2 separate regions of the Homo sapiens genome follow, and region 2 is linked to region 1. Evidence: chromatin loops called from intact Hi-C (ENCODE). Cell type or tissue: heart left ventricle. All regions are shown on one strand. Each heading gives the region's core, and the rest is flanking DNA. Links, peaks and the distances in the headings are about the cores only.

The links. A loop is a pair of places that touch in the nucleus more often than their neighbours do. Peaks named below come from ENCODE experiments on the same cell type or tissue, not always from the same donor. Only the 100,000 strongest peaks of a DNase experiment are listed, where the experiment ranks them.
Region 2: a loop joins it to region 1, with 6 times the contacts of the local background. A loop is called at or near these places in 2 of 110 quality-filtered maps.

Annotation. Positions count from the first base shown.
Region 1 is chr2:96,403,426-96,411,746 of GRCh38, forward strand. No RefSeq gene overlaps it. Among named protein-coding and RNA genes, the nearest start is that of NCAPH, 72 kb to the left of the region's middle. In heart left ventricle, for the core only: CTCF peaks have their summits at 4,074 (motif pointing right) and 4,277; DNase peaks (open chromatin) are centred at 1,710, 4,246, 5,389 and 6,636; H3K27ac peaks cover 2,443 bases.
Region 2 is chr2:96,134,095-96,142,415 of GRCh38, forward strand. ASTL (astacin like metalloendopeptidase) reads right to left here and starts at 4,408. Exons shown (of 9, transcript NM_001002036.4): 1 at 4,288-4,408; 2 at 3,481-3,606; 3 at 1,257-1,318. The coding sequence starts at 4,342. RefSeq lists enhancers at 522-1,021, 1,873-1,922, 4,263-4,332 and silencers at 5,223-5,312, 7,286-7,335, 7,396-7,445. In heart left ventricle, for the core only: a CTCF peak has its summit at 4,777 (motif pointing right); a DNase peak (open chromatin) is centred at 4,707; H3K27me3 peaks cover 338 bases.

The sequences.
Region 1 (8,321 bases), core at 107-8,106:
TCAGGAGTTTGAGACCAGCCTGGGCAACAAGGTTGAACTCCACCTCTACAAAAAATACAAAATCAAAAAATGATAGACAGGCATGGTGGCACGTGCCTGTAGTCCCAGCTACTTGGGGGGCTGAGATGGTGTCACAGGATACTTGCGGTGTTGCTTTTCTGGCCAGAAACCTCTGTGGCCTGTGCCTGAGTTTTGCTCAGGCTTGCTGAGCTTGTTCCACCCACTTGGCCTGGCAGGCTGCACTCAGCTCACGTTACTGACTTGGATCCCATGCCTCCAAGGGCAAGCCAGACATGGACTGGCAATGGGTGTGTGAGTGAGTGAGCATGGGATCCAGCCACTGCGCACTGTCAGGCACACTGGCTGCTGCAGTGGGATGGGCAGCTCTAGGTGCCAGCATGGGGACCAGCTCACTGCAAGGCCATGGCTGGACCAGGTGCACCGCAAGGAGATTCCGTGGTTAGCACCAGGCAAGGTGGTGATGCTCAGAAGCTTGCAGACTCCAGAAACTGCAGGGATCCAAAGAGGGAGTCGCAGACTTGGCTCAGGGAGCTCCCAGGTCTGGGCTCCCCGAAGGGCCGCAACTCTTCTCTCCTTCTCTTCTCTCGCAATGTGGTAAGCGAGGGGTGTGTTTCAGTCCCATTTGTGTTACAGCTCTTTCAGCCCCACCATTCAGCAGGTCCCAAGTTTTTGTCCTGTGCCGAGGAAGAATGAGGAAAACAGACAAGTGGAGGGTGAACAAGGCAAAGAGGAGCTTTACTGAGCAACAGAATGAGTAGCAGGGAAGTGGGTAGCTCCTCTCCACAGGCAGATTGTCCTGTCAAGTGTTCAGCTCTCAGCAGAGAGGAGACCCTAGGTTGGGTAGCTCCCCTCTGCAGGGAGGTTGTTTCATCTTCTCTGTAGCTCTCAATAGAGAGGAGGATTTGGAGTGGGTAACTCTTCTCTGCAGGCAGGTTGTCCTGTCATCTCCCAAAATATGGCTGAGTCCAGGGCTTTTTGTGAGCCTCAGAGGGGGGGAAGTGCATGCTGATTGGTCCATGGGCGGCATGGGCAGGCCCAGGAAAAGGTGCCACCAGTTCCCCCTCCTCTCCTTGGGGCTGGCAGCCTGGCCCTCAGGCTTCAGGCCTTCCCCAGCCTAAAGGTGAGGCTTCACTGGGGACCCACCCCTTTCCGCCCCAGAGTCTGTCTGTTTCCTATTGCTTTCTATGGCGCCCATGCTGTTTGTGCCAAGGGGCACCTACAGGCCAGCACCAAGCTGCCCTCAGTGCCCCCTCAGCCTCCCTCCCCTGCTCATCAGCACTCAAAGTCCAGAGGGGGCTGAGGCAGCAGGGGGGAGGTGTTTCAGCACTGCCCCAAGCATGCGCACACCTGGCCAGGCTGCGATAGCACCCAAGCTTGACCCCAACCTTGTTCTGAGATCAGAGCAGGCACTGGGAGCAGGGAGAGGCCAGGCAGTGGGAGCAGACACCTGTGAGCCTGCAGGAACAGTGAGGGTTTCCTGGGCCCCCAAGAGTGCAGAGATGCCCAGGTCGACAACCACAGCTTGGGCAGCTGCACCTGCACCCAGGAGTGTGGGACTCCTGACTGCTCCCAGCCCCCTGGAGCACAGGGAGGCCCGGGTCCACAGCTGAGACTTAGGCAGCTGCCGTTGTGCCCAGGGAGCTTCCACTCTGCTAACTCGGAAGGGGTGGGGCTCCCGCTTGTCCCTGGTTCCAGCTGGCTCCATGGAGTGTGTAGCCCTGGCCACACCTCCCCTCTGTAGCTGGCATCTTGGCAGCAGCCGATCCAATGGGAGGATTGTGTGAGCCCAGGAGGTTGCAGTGAGCTGAGATCGCACGACTATACTCCAGCCTGGGTAACAAAGTGAGACCTGGTCTTAAAAAAAAGAAGGAAATATATAGCAAAAGTCTGGAAGACTGGATCCCTTTGAGGGGGACCTGGATGGGTTTAATAAGATGGGAGAAGAGCTTAATAAGAATCTCTTATTTGTATAATTAAAAAGAAAATGTTAAGATACATTTTTAAAACAAAAGATTCTTCATCTAATTTAATCCCCATCTCATCCCTCACAACCACAGCAGGAAAACTGAGTCCACATAGCAATTTCTCACCCTCTTTTCATTTTTATTTTTTGCCAGAATAAAAGGTGTCAGTGTTGCTCTGGCCACTGTTGTGGTTAGCAATGTGAATTCTGTGCCTTCAGTGCCTCTGATGGGAATCCTGCTTTGGAGGATGTGCCTCCTTCTCCATCCAGGGAGGAATTCCACCTGTAGCTTAAGACCCTCCCTCTGTTTAAATTCCTGGAGATTTTGCTGGAAGGAGTTGAAGGCAGGTTTCCTTTTGTAAGAGGCCATCCGGGCCACAATCTCAGGCCTAGAAGGGCTCTGAAATAGAGTTAGGGTGCCCCTCCATCCCCTCCTGCTGGAACAGTCACCAGACACCCCAGTAGAGGCCGTGTCTTCCCGACACCCTGCCCACCGAGACCCAGGAGGCTGGACTGCCAAAGACCCCATTTCAACAAGGGGAGCATCTGGATACTGTGTGGGCTTTGACAGGGAATAAAACAGGGTGTGAAACCCTTTTGTCCAACCCTGACTTTGGCAGGTTCTAAAACAGGTGGGGAGGCGTTGTAACACTGCTGGCTCTCCACAGTCAGCCTTGTCTTCCTTCTTTGCCCATCTGGCCCACAGGCTCAGGGAAGGTGACCAGAGTCCCATCTCCAGCTCAGCCCAATCTGATTGACTGAACCAGTCACAGTGGCCCCATTCCCCTTGTCCATTGTTGGTTTACAAATGGGCATGTGATGCAGCTCTGGCCAATGAGATGTACAGGAACATTTGCTGGGGGATAGTTTCTTAGTTTCTTTTTCTTTTTTTCTTTTCTTTTCTTTTTTGTTTTTTTAGATGGAGTCTCGCTCTGTCCCCTAGGCTGGAGTGCAGTGGCGCGATCTCGGCTCACTGCAAGCTCTGCCTCCTGGGTTCACGCCATTCTCCTGCCTCAGCCTCCCGAGTAGCTGGGACTACAGGTGCCCGCCACCACGCCCGGCTAATTTTTTATGTTTTTAGTAGAGACGAGGTTTCACCATGTTAGCCAGGATGGTCTCGATCTCCTGACCTTGTGATCTGCCCGCCTAGGCCTCCCAAAGTGCTGGGATTACAGGCATGAGCCACCGCGCCTGGCCGATGGGGGATAGTTTCTTAAAAAAACTCACAGCGAATCTTCCCCGCAGAGCTGGGAGTCTGCGTGGGCCTGCAGCTGCCATCTGGCAGGCATGGGAGGTGGGGCCAGGCTGTATGCTGAGGATGGCTGAGGGGGAAGGACTCTTTTTTCGCTCCTGTTTTTTTAAAGTTGTACATCAATATTTTATAATTGTATAAATTGTTGGAGTACAAAGCGATGTTATGATTTATGATTCTTTTTTTAGAGAGTGGGGGTCTTGCTCGGTTACCCAGGCTGGATTTCAGTGCCATAATCATAGCTCACTGCAGCCTCAAACTCCTGGCCTTAAGCGATCCTCTTGCCTCGCCTCTCAAGTAGGGGGGAGTATAGGCATGTGCCACCACATCTCTACACATTTTTTTGTAGAGATAGGGTCTTACTATATTGCCCAGGCTGGCCTCCAACTTCTGGCTTCAAGTGATCCTCCCGCTTCAGCCTCCCAGAGTGCTGGGATTACAGGCACGAGCCTCTGTGCCCATCCATGATTTATGATTCTTGATGGTACCAAATTGAGCTACTAAAGTAGCTGACCCGGAGTTGCCTTGCCTTGGGGCTGCCTGTGATGTGGGATGACAAAGCCTCCTTGTTTAGGTCATTGGAATTAGGTTTCCTGTTGCTCATGGCTGCAAACATCCTAACAGATATGTGAGGAGACCACCTCCAGCTCACCAAATACACCCCCTCTCCTTTCTTCTCAATAATCAGTGAAATTTGCTATTTCGTGCGCGCTGTGTTCCCTACCGCCGCTTGCTCCTGCTCAGGTGGGGTGAGCCTCCTCCCAGCCAATTACTGGAAATTTCTGCCAAGGGGCATCTTGGAGCCTCTCTCACCCCCGTTCTCACCAAATACAGGCACTTCCTCTGAGAGGACGGCAGAGGGCGCAGATTTAGCTTCTGTCCTGCGAATGAAGCACGCAGTACAAGGTTCCAAACTGCAAGTCAACAGCAAGCACGAAGCAGCCACACTGGAAATGGGGTGCCTCCATCGCCTGGGGCTGTGGGCTGCCATCCTCTGCCAAGCGGATGCTCTGCCACCAGCTCCACTGACATGGGCAAGCCACTTCCTGTCGCCCTGGCCCCCAGCTCCTCATGTGTAAACATGGGGGTTGAATGGGCCTCTTCCAACTAGCTGGGTTTCATCTGTTGGCTGAAAACAACGGTCCCAGTGTGCCAGCCAAAAGCAAGCCTTTCACGCCCAGACTCAGCCTCAGGGACTGCAGGGGCCAGCTCCCCCAGAGGGGCCCGGGGACAATGATGTCAAATCTGTGACATCAACACCCACACAGAAAGGATCCAGTCCTTTCAGCCTCTCAGACTCTCTCAAACTGTAACGAAATGGGTGGGGTTTTTTTTGTTTTGTTTTATTTTTGTTTGTTTGAGACAGAGTCTTGCTCCATTGTCCAGGCTGGAGTGCAATGGCGCGACCTCGGCTCACTGCAACCTCCGCCTTTCGGGTTCAAACGATTATCTTGCCTGAGCCTCCTGAGTAGCTGGGATTACAGGCTCCTGCAACCTTGACTGGCTAGTTTTTGTATGTTAGCCAGGCTGGTCTCAAACTCCTGACCTCAAGTGATCCTCCTGCCTCGGCCTCCCAAAGTGCTGGGATTACAGATGTGAGCCACTGTGCCTGGCCCGAAATGGTTATTTGAAAGGATACAAGGAGTGGCGTAATCACAGAACCAGACCAAACTGAGCCTACTCTGTTGATAAGAGAATGTCAAGTTACCTTGTAGGTATAACCAAGCCAAAACTGCGAGTCATGTAGTCCAGGCACAATAGAAAAAGCTTTGACCTCTAACAACACCGGAACCAATGATTTCTTCCTGCAGAGCCAACAGGACTGGGACATGACCAGAACCTGAACACTGGAACCCTTTCAAAAGGAAGGAGTCTATGGGCCTGGAAGATCTGGGGCTAAAATCTGCCTCAACATACCTTACCACAAATGGTTAAATTTGAAGCCCTCCAATCAGACCCTGCCAAGCCAACATTCCTAAATACTTTCCCTTGCCCTCTGACCCCTTAAAACGTGCCCCACACCCCAAATTGGAGAGAGAAGTTTGAGCTGTGCCTCCTGTCTCCTTGCTGGTCTGCCTCACAATGAAGCTTTTCTTTTCTCAAAGCTGGAGCAGCAGTGTTGGCTTCTGTGCAGTCAGGCAGCAAGCCCATTTGCTCGGTAATAGCTGGAGTGAGAGTACTGAGACAGTAGAGATAAGACTTGGCTTCAGCTCAGCCCCACTACAGCATTCCCACGGATCACAAAACCCACACCACTACCCCACGATGCCATAATGTTTAACCATGCCGCTTACTTAAAGAACTCTGGCCAGGCGCAGTGGCTCACATGTGTAATCCTAGCATTTTGAGAGGCGAGGCAGGCGGATCGCTTGAGTCTGTAAGTTTTAGACCTGCTTGGGCAACATGACAAAACCCCGTCTCTCCAAAAAAATACAAAAATTAGCTGAGCATAGTGACAAACACGTGTAGTCCCAGCTACTCAGGAGTCTGAGGTGGGAGGATCACTTGAGCCCAGGGAGGTCAAGTCTGCAGTGAGTCATGATGGTGCCATTGTACTCCAGCCTGGCAACACAGCAAGACCCTGTCTCAAAAAAAAGAAAAAAAAAAATTCCAGGAACTGGCCTGAGGAGATAACCAAGGTTGCACAGTGTCGCATCCCAGGAAGGAATTCTGAACAATTGATTTAAAGCTTTGTTGCTACCAGCCAGACCACCAGGTGGCCCATTATTATTAATGGGTCATGGTTATCCTGACCATGAAAACCATGGCAATCAAATATGCTGACCTGCACACCCTACCCCTTATGAGGTCTGCCCGGCTCAGCCTGCTCGCCCTACCCCTGATATTAGTTCCTATGCTTTGTCTAATAAAAAAATCTCCACCAGCTCTTTTTGGAGAGTCAGTCAGGAAATTCTCTCTCTCTCTCTCCCTCTCTCTCTCTCTGTCTCTCTCTCTTTCTGTCGCTCTCTCTGCCTTTCTCTCACTGTCTTTCTGTCTCTCTCTGTCTCTGTCCTTCTGTCTCTTTCTCTGTCTTTCTGTCTTTTTCTCTGTCTCTGTCTCTCTCTGTCTCTCACTCTCTGTCTCTCCGTCACTCTCTCTCTCTGTCTCTCTATCACTCTCTCTCTCTCTCTCTCTCTCTCTCTCCTCTCTAGTGCTGCCTCCCTTATGTCCAGGCATAAGCTCTAATGAAGCCTCGTCTGGGAAAACTCTTTTGGCCTCATGTCAATTTCTTTTACATCCAGAGCCAACAGCCTGTGGTGGGTAATCGTCCCTTCTCTAATTACTTGCCCAGCATCTACCAAGCAGGCCCTGTCAGCGGGAGTCCTGCCTGCACTCCTCCCGGGGCGGATGCTCTCCTCTTGGCTAGCCCAGACAGGTGCCCTTGGGGCTCCCCGCCAGGCAGGCACTGACCTCCCGCGGTCCAGCCACCTCCTGCTCTCAGGGATGCCCCAGCCGGATCTCAGCCCAGCAATCCCGGGTCTCCAGCCTGCCGCTCCACCCTGGGCTGCCTCCTGACTGTTAACACATGACATTGACAGGGACTGTCTCTGTTATGGGTTGAATGTTTGTGTTCCCCCAAAGGAAACGAGAATATTTCACCCCAAAATATACCTCTTTGGCTTATTTTGAGATGGCTATTCAGAGAGGCTGCAAACAGAAGAAGGACTTTGAAAAGCTGCCTTTCGTGAGGGAGAGTTGCACCTGGAGAGAAAATCTATGTTAGTGAAATCAATGCCCAGGCTTTCCCTGAGGACCCTGTAAGCAAGTGGGGTGCAGGGGTGAGGGGGTTGGGGGATCTCAAAGGATTATAGGAATTTAATCAACTTAAGCAATCAGCCTGTTTTGGGTTTTTTTGTTTTGTTTTGTTTTTTGTTTTTTTTGAGACAGAGTCTCGCTCTTTCACTCAGGCTGGAGTGCCAGGCTGGAGTGTGATCTCGGTTCACTGCGAACTCCACCTCCCTGGTTCAAGGATTTCTCCTGCCTCAGCCTCCCGAGTAGCTGGGACTACAGGCTCGTGCTACCACGCCCAGCTAATTTTTGTATTTTTAGTAGAGACAGGGTTTCACCATGTTGACCAGGCTGGTCTTGAACTCCTGACCTCAGGTGATCCACCCACCTTGGCCTCTCAAAGTGTTAGATTACAGGCTTGAACCCCCACGCCCAGCCTATCAGCCTGTTTTACAGCCTCCTGCCCTGCAGCCTGTTTCTTCCAAGCCCTGTTTAGAATGCAGTCACCCACTTGATTCAAACCAGCTCCCAACAGACCCTAGCAACTTACAGATGAACCCAAGTGACCTTTCTTGTTACCATGCTAAAGTCTCCACCCCAGGAAGGGCTGCAGCTCAGCTCCATCACCATCACATGCGACCTATGTGCTGGCATGAGGATCACTGCGTCTGCACCTCTGGGACCCCTCCTCCACATGCGAAGACACATCCTCTCCCCCTCCATCGCCCCATGAAACCCTCCTGTCACTTTCCCTCAGGGGACACTGCCTTGGAGAATACTCCCAGGGTTCTACCTACTTGGGCCAGGTAATAAAACTTTTATTGATCAAAACCTGCATCCTCATGGAGAGTCATTTGTTACTCACCAGGCAAACAAACCCGGTTTTGGGGGTAATGCCTCCCTTATCTGAATCTAGGAAAGATTAACTCAGGAAAATAAACACTGAAGTCTGACACTTTTAAAGGTCTCAGAGAGAATCTTTTACCAAAGGCCACCATCTATTCTTTCTGAGGGCAGCTCTGAGTTTACCTGGGATTTTTTTTTTTTTTTTTTTTTCTCTTTTTCGGGACAGGGTCTTGCTGTGTTGCTCAGGCTGGAGGGCAGTAGTGCAATGAGAGCTCACTGCAGCCTCAAACTCCCAGGCTCTATAGATCCTCCCACCTTAGCCTCCTGAGTAGCTGGGACTACAGGTGCACACCACCATGCCCAGCTAATTTTTAAAAATTATTTTCAGAGATGGTATCTCGCTATGTTGCTAGGGCTGGTCTCAAACTCCTGGGCTCAAGCGATTCTCCTGCCTCAGTCTCCCAAAGTGCTGGGATTACAGGCATTAGCCACAATGTCCGGCTGAGGGAT
Region 2 (8,321 bases), core at 187-8,186, 270 kb before region 1:
AGGCCACCCAAGCTTTGTGCCCCAAGGGTACCACACCCCAGGGCACCAGAACCCCAAAGATGTGGGAGTCAGGACCTGTGTGCATGGGAATGGGGGACCATTAGAGATGGGACAGAGCTGTGGAAGGCAAGGGGCCAGCTACATGAACCTTGATGCACAAGACAGTCCCTTGGCCTATGATGAAAGAATTTCAATCTCAAGCAAACAAGAGATTAGTCCCTGAGGATGTTGGCTAGGAGGCCCAGCACCCCAGGGTGCCCTGAATCAGAAGGGCTTGGGCCAGCAGCCCCACTCCAGCATGTTGACAGTGCCCCTTCCAGAGGGGAACAGCCACCAGGCTTCCCTGAACATGGGACGATCATGGGAACAGAGCCATATGGAGTGAAAGTGAGGCAGCACCCTGGCCTCGGCTGCTTACTTCTGCTCTCCAGCAACCAGAGCCCTTCGGTGCCCAGGCTCCACAGCACCCCAGCGTGCCTGTGCCATCGGCTGGAGGCATTTGATTCTGCTCCGGGTGGTCGCACACCACCTGCCCGAGCACTCACTGCATAACCCAGAGGGTCTGCCCTGCCCCCGGAGTTCCTGGGCAGCCTTGGGCCAGCCTCTGGCTCTCCTGCCCAGCCAGAGGCTGTGCCGTCAGTGGCAGCCTCCAACAGGACAGTCTTGCCTTCCCCTGGGTCACTGTCCTATTCAGGAGCCTTCTGCCATTCGCAGTTGCCTGAAACACATGGCTGCCATCCTGGGCACAGTGTTCCCTTTTCTGTTAGCAAGGCGCCCCAATCCCCAGCAACCTTCTCCCTTCAGATGCGGCCCCTCGACCACAGCCAAGATGGTCAGGCTCAACATCACTCCTTGTTCCACCATCCCTAGGTCGCCACTGCCACCAGGCCCTTTATCTGCCACTGGCCACTCTGCCAACCCTTGCTCATCTCTTCCTTTATCTGAGCACCTCCCGAGTGCTGAGCACCTCCCCTGGGCAGGGTACCAAGCTGGGTCAAGTGTTCAAACCTCCTCCTTCAGGAAGCCCTCTCAGGCTGACTGTGCCAGCACTTCAGATACCAGCCTTCCTTAGCATTCAGGCTGGCTTATTCCTATTTCCTAACAGAACAGTCGCTCTGACCTTGACAAAAAGAGGCATCTACCAAGCTATGTATGTCCCTCACACATCAGGCCCCATGGCATCCAGGGTGGGCTCAGAGGACCTGTCGCCAACTGTGGGCTTATCCGCACCCACACACGTCAGTGTGTGCACTCACCGGCCGGATGATGTCCCCCTCGATGAGGAAGCTGCTCTCTGGGGTTTCTTCCAGGATGAGCCCTGGGAAAGGAAGAAGGACGTGTTGGCCCATGTCCCCCAGAACACTGACTCGTGGGACAGGCCAAGCAAATCCCTACTTACTTAAGTCTATTCTTGTGTCTTTCCTAGTGGATTGTTACTTTTATAAGTTCTTAAATAGCCTGATAAAAGTATAGGTCATCGGCTCTCCGAGCCTGGGTGTTTAGTTAAGTCATTAGTTGATGTTTGAGAATGTCAGCCACCCTGTGCGGACTGTCTGCAGGTGTGAGGGGGCTGGAGGACAAAGACAAAGGAGACTGAGGCTTGGGGTCTGTCCCTCTCCTGACTGTGGAGCTAGAGGTTCCCTGAGCACTGAGCCTGCGTGGCCTCAGGGAAGTCACACAGTCCCTGAGTGTGCAAGGCTTCTCGGCTGGACTGCAGCCTTCCCCTGCTCAAACACAGCCCATGACCCACGCAATCCAGTCCCAAGCCCGGGTCCCTGCTGTCAGGAAGCAGTGGCTTCTTCCAGCCTGAGCCACACTCCTCAGAACAGGCCCTGGGGTCTCCTGCCCACCTCATCCCCCATCTATTCCCCACCCATCTGTTATATTCAGGCCCCTTGAGGTGGCAATTTTGTTCCACAAATTTGTTCCACCATCAGAGGCAGGCAAATACCGGCTCTCGCAAGCCCCTCTCCCCTCTTAGTCCCTCTGCTTCTCATCTCTCCCTGAGCCGGGTCTCCCACAAGTGACTCACAGGGGGAGTGAGGGAAGCAGGAGAGAAGGCAGGGAAGAACCCAGGCACAGCCTCAGCCAGATCCCATGGGCGCTCCAGACCACAAATGACACCGCTGACTTGTACCACCTTTAGGCAGGAGCCAGACTCCTGTCCCTTAGAAGTCACAGTAGGCCACCTTGGGCAGACAAGGGAGTAGCCCCCGGGCATCTCTGGCTGAGGCAGCTCCTTCTGGCCAAGGGCCAGTTTTGGGAGGCAGACAGCTGTGCAGCATTAGCCATATTCACAGTGGCTGGAGATGGGCAGGTGCTTCCCAGGAAAGCACTGGGTAAGGCACGGGCAGCCCTTATGAGACAGCCTCACCGTAGGTGATAGGATAGTTGTTGGGGTCACCAGCATTTGGGAGTTTTCTCCATTGGTTCTGGTTACCTGCAGACCACTCACGGTGATCCAGGGGTGGGATGGTGCCTGGGGCTCAAGGCTCAGCTGGCGCTGGGCTCCCAAGTCAGCTCACAGAGGAAGAAGGGGGCAGATCACACAGTGGCTACCACATCTGGTAGGATCTCACCCACCCTTAGGGCAAGGTTGTCCCCTGTTCAGCCCGATTGCTTCAACCCTGAGTGCTTCAGCCCTCATTGCTCCAACATCTGAACTCCAGTCTCCATTTCAACTGGCTTTGTTCAGGCTATTTATACACCCTCATTCCTCAGCTGACATCCCCAGACAGCAAGGCCCTGAGCCTGACTTTTGTTTTTTGTTTTTTGTGAGATGCTCTGTCGCCCAGGCTGGAGTGCAGTGGCGCAATCTCAGCTCACTGCAAGCTCCGCCTCCCAGGTTCATGCCATTCTCCTGCCTCAGCCTCCTGAGTAGCTGGGACTACAGGCGCCCGCCACCACGCCCGGCTAATTTTTGTATTTTTGGTGGGGACGGGGTTTCACTGTGTTAGCCAGGATGGTCTCGATCTCCTGACCTCATGATCTGCCCGCCTCAGCCTCCCAAAGTGCTGGGACTACAGGCGAGAGCCACCGCACCCAGCTGAGCTTCAGACTTCTTAATCACACCTGCAGACAGTCCTGCACAGGGTGGCTGACAATCTCAGACTGCGACTAACCGCTTAGCTCCACGCCCAGGCCCTTTAAGAGCTTGGTTTTTCTTATAAAAGTAACAATCCACTAAGAAAGATACAAAAAGAAAGAGTAGACTTAAGCAATTGCCCATAGAATTTCCACCCATTCACACCTGTAGTCCCAGCTGCTCGGGAGGCAGAGGCAGGAAGATCACTTAAGGCCAGGAGTTCAAGACCAGCCGGGGCAATATAGCAACACCACTCCATCTCTTAAAAACCACTTAGAGCCCAGAGTAAGCTGGTCCATTTCCTCCCAGGCTCTGCATTTCTGAGTGTTCGGTGTGGTTTTCACACTACATAACGTCGTGCCCCTCCAGGCCGTGAGAAGATGTAGTGCCCTCACCTTGGTTAATTGCAGGAATGTCCTTGTCCCCGGAGGCCTGGGTTCCCTCAGGGGTGAGGCCATCTGGGAAGCTGGTACCACAGGCTCCTGCGCAGCTGGAGGCCAGGGGCGCTCCTAGGATCACACCTGGTCCAGACAGACAGGGGCATACACAGATGCCTGGAGCACCCACCGGTGAGACCAGACAGCAGGACATGGGGTGGGTGTGGGGGATCAGACGGTAAGACTCAGTCCCTAGGAAGAGTAGGCTCCAGCACAAAGCCAAGGAGCCTTCCCAGCCTCCCTGCTCAACCCCAACTGGTGCCAAGGTCTAGATGACCTCAGGGAAGGAGCTCCCTTAGGGGGACCAAAAGGGACCATGTGCCCCACCTATGAGGTAGAGGAGGGGCAGGAAGGAAGGAGGCAGGACAGACCTCGGGTTCTGACGCCCGTGACGGGCAGGGCCAGCCTCAGACCCCACCTTATGACTCTCTCTCAGCCCAGGCTCTTGGACAATGGGCTCAGCCTGGATGACTCCCTGCCTGACCAGGCTGGAGTGGGGACTTACAGCCTACCCCCACCCCAAGACAAGTAGGCCTGGGGCACAACACTTATCTTCTGCCAGGCAGGCCCTCTGCTTCCAGGGCCTTCAGGAGGCCTCCCCTTGGCCCCCCAGGAGCTGACTTCTAGAATAACCCTGGAGAGCTCTGTGCTCTGAGCTACTGAGCTCAGCTACAATCCCTGCAGGCTCCAGCCACAACCTTCTAGCCTCTCCCCAGCTTTCTCCAGGCTGGAGCCAGCAGCAGGAGGGACAGGCAGCCAGCTTACCTGGCAAGGAGAGCAGACCCAGCACCCAAGGCCAGAGACCCCCTACACCCTCCATGGTAGAGCCCTGCTGCCCCTTCAGCAAACAAGACCAAGCCCCAGCAAGACACAGTAACCTAATTGCAGAACCGGCACCACCACCCCCTCTTAAATAGCAGCTGCTCCACCTCCCACCTTGCTCCCCTCAACCGCCTCCACCTGCAGCCCCGCCCCAACCACCTCCACCTGCAGCCCCGCCCCAACCATCTCCACCTGCAGCCCCGCCCCAACCACCTCCACCTGCAGCCCCGCCCCAACCAGCTCCACCTGCAGCCCCGCCCCAACCAGCTCTACCGGCAGCGCCACCCAAACCAGGTCTACTGGCAGCCCCTCCGATGCCTACCTGTGGTTCCCACCCCAGCCCAGTCCCCTTCCTGGCTGTAGCAGGTGAAAGACAGGAGGGGCCCGCTTGGGAGTGTGGCTCTTCTGAGGTTCCTTCCTGCCTCCAGGGGGCAGAGAAACATCGCAGAAAGTTGCTCCAGGCCTAGCTGAGGCCCCAGCCCAGGTATAGACCTATTCCTCCAGCGAGGGAGACCCCCTTTCCTACCCCGGCCTGTGCTTAGACATGGGGAAAGCTGCCTGAGACCCTGGGGCGCCCCCCGTGTATCTCCGGAAGGAGGAAAAGGTCACTGCACTTTCACAAGCTTTTATTTTAGTACACATATAGAAAAGTTCACTATCACAAGCACAGGGCTCCAGGAAATTTCACAAACTGAACAGTGTGCAGCACCCTAGAAAGCCTGCCATGTGGGAAAGGTGGAACCCCCAGATGCCCAGAGCCTCGCAGGGAGTCCACCCCCTAATCCCACAGCAGCTGGCATGATCAGTCAGTATTTATTCCCATTTCACAGATTTGGAAATTTAAACTCCTTACCTATATCCCCCCTCCTCCATACCCCTGAGCCCCAGAGCCAGGTCACTCAGGGCCCCACCTGGATTGAAATCCCAGAGGCGGAGCATGTCAGCGCTGGGCAGCATTTGGGGACACCCCCACAGTCACCTGCACCCAGTGAAGGGAAGCGACAGAGCCAAGAAGAATAGCTATTGTCCACAAGGACCTTTCAGCATTCCCACTGTGCCTGGAATCCAGAGCTTCTCCAAAGATAGGAATCAGAATCACAGGGAGACCATGATGGAGGCAGACGCCCTGCTGCCAGGGCAGGGTATTGACAGATGTCAGGATACACACCATGGATATGCTAGTTAGCTTGTTGTGGTCATCATTTCACAAGGTATGCATATGTCAAAACATCACGTTGTATACTTAAACATATACTACTTTTATTTGTCGATTATGCCTCAGTAAACCTAGAAAAAATAAGTAAAATAAAGAATAGGACCCATCAAAAAACAAATGCACAAGGCTGACCACTTAAGATGAGTGTTCAGGAGGGCGCGGTGGCTCACGCCTATAATCCCAGCACTTTGGGAGGCCAAGGCAGGTGGATCACGAGGTCAGGAATTCAAGACCAGACTGGCCACCATGGTGAAACCCCATCTCTACTAAAAGAATACAAAAATTAGCTGGGCACGGTGGCGGGCACCTGTAATCCCACCTACTCGGGAGGCTGAGGCAGGTGAATCACTTGAACCCAGAGGTGGAGTTTGCAATGAGCCAAAATCGCGCCACTGCACTCTAGCCCGGGGGACAGAGTGAGACTCCATCTCAAAAAAAAAGATGAATGTTCAGTAAAAAAAAATAAAGTAGACCGGGCGCAGTGGCTCATGCCTGTAATCCCAGCATTTTGGGAGGCCAAGGCAGGCAGATTACTTGAGGTCAGGAGTTCGAGACCAGCCTAGCCAACACGGTGAAACCCCATCTCTACTAAAAATACAAAAATTAGCCAGAAATCCCTTGAACTCAGGAGGCAGAGGTTGCAGTGAGCCAAGATTGTGCCACTGCACTCCAGCCTGGGCAACAGAGTGAGACTCTGTCTCAAAAAACAAAAGAATTAAAATAATGATAAGAAATAATCACCCTGCTTGGGGAGAGAAACAGAGTCTTTATTAGGACATGCAGTTGGTCTGAGGATATTTTGCTGAGCGAAACAAGCCAGTCACAAAAAGACAAATCCTGCATGCTTCTACCTCCAAGAGGTGTCTAGAGTAGCCCAGTGCACAGGGACGGAAAGTGGAACGGAGCTCACAAGGGGCTGGGGACTGGGGAGGGGAGTTATCATTTAATAGGTATAGGATTTCAGGTTCGCAAGATGAAAAAGCTCTGGATATCTGTGCACAACGATGTGAATACACTTTACTAAACACTTGATAATGGTAAAGATGACCAATTTTATGTTGCATTTTTTACCACAATTAAAAGTTTAAAAATTTAATAAATAGGAAAGAAGGAAAGGAGGAAAAGAGAGAGAAAGAGAAGGGCAGTTTGCTAGATGACAAGCTATAAAAAGCACGGGGAAGGAAGGAGAGGGGATTGGGGCTGGGTAGGGTGGGATGGGGTAGGGCCAAGGGTGGGGGGTGGGCAGAGGCCTCAGCCACCAGTGCAGCTGTGTGTGAGATGAGGCTGTGTGGTGTGAAGTCCCCTATGACTTAGAGCCCCAGATGTCCCCCACCCACCCAAGCTGGGCATGGGGGTACAAGTGGGTCCCAACAGATGCCTACTCAGCTCCTAAGGAAGGCAGAATAGCAACCCCGGCTCTGCCCAGTTCACACTGGAGTGGCTCACCCCACCCCTCAGACAGCAGTGGGAACAAGAATCACCCTTCATTCGGCCTCACAGAGTGAGCGCCCACCTGTGCCAGGCTCCAGGCACAAGGCTGAGTGGACCCCAGGCCCAGCCGTTATGAGTGTCCATCCTGGTCCAGATGCACACCTCGCATGTGCACACCGGCACATCAGATCAACCTCACTCCTAGGGCCGTAGTTAGCTAACATTTTCGGAGCGCCTACTATGAGCAGGCACTACATGGATTGACTTGTGTAAGTCTACATCCTCAGAGGTGGGGGCTAACAATGAAACTCCATTTTACAGACAAGAAAACTGTATACAGCAAGGTGAAGCAAAACCAGCCCCCGGACTGTCAAACTACACTGCCCTGCCCCACAAGCACACCCTCCCAGGCATTCAGAATGCCGTAAGACAGCAGTTCCCAACCTTTGTGGCACCAGGGACCGGTTTTTGTTTGTTCCTCTGTTTGAGATGGAGTTTCACTCTTGATGCTCAGGCTGGAGTGCAATGGCGCAATCTTGGCTCACTGCAACCTCCACCTCCCAGGTTCAAGCAATTCTCCTGCCTCAGACTCCCAAGTAGCTGGGATAACAGGCGCCCGCCACCATGCCTGGCTAATTTTTGTATTTTTAGTAGAGGCGGGGTTTCACCATGTTGGCCAGGCTGGTCCCGAACTCCTGACCTCAGTTGATCCACCCATCTCGGCCTCCCAAAGTGCTAGGATTAGAGGCATAAGCCACCATGCCTGGCCCAGGATGGTGAGGGGGATGGTTTCTAGGTGATTCAAGTGCATTACATTTATTGTGCACTTTATTTCTATCATTACATTGTAATCTACAATGAAATAATTTTATACAACTCACCATAATGTAGAATCAGTGGGAGCCCAGAGCTTGTTTTCCTGAGACTAGACGGTCCCATCTGGGAGTGATGGGAGACAGTGACAGATCATCAGGCATTAGTTAGAGTTTCATAAGGAGCATACATCCTATATCCCTCCAATGCAGTTCACAACAGGGTTCAAGCTCCTATGAGAATCTAATGCCACCGCTGATCTGATAGGAGGCGGAGCTCAGGCAGTAATGCTAGCAATGGGGTGCGGCTGTAATACTGATGAAGCTGCTCACCTCCGGCTGTGCAGCCCAGTTCCTAACAGACCACGGACAGATCCTTAGAGGTAGCACTGTGCAGAGACAACCCTTGGCTGGATGACACTCCAAATGGCCGAGTGTCCCAGTGAGCCTGAAGCAGGACTGGCTCCCGCACAACCATTTCCAAAGGCCTCAGCACCCCTGCTCACAGGCAGATCACA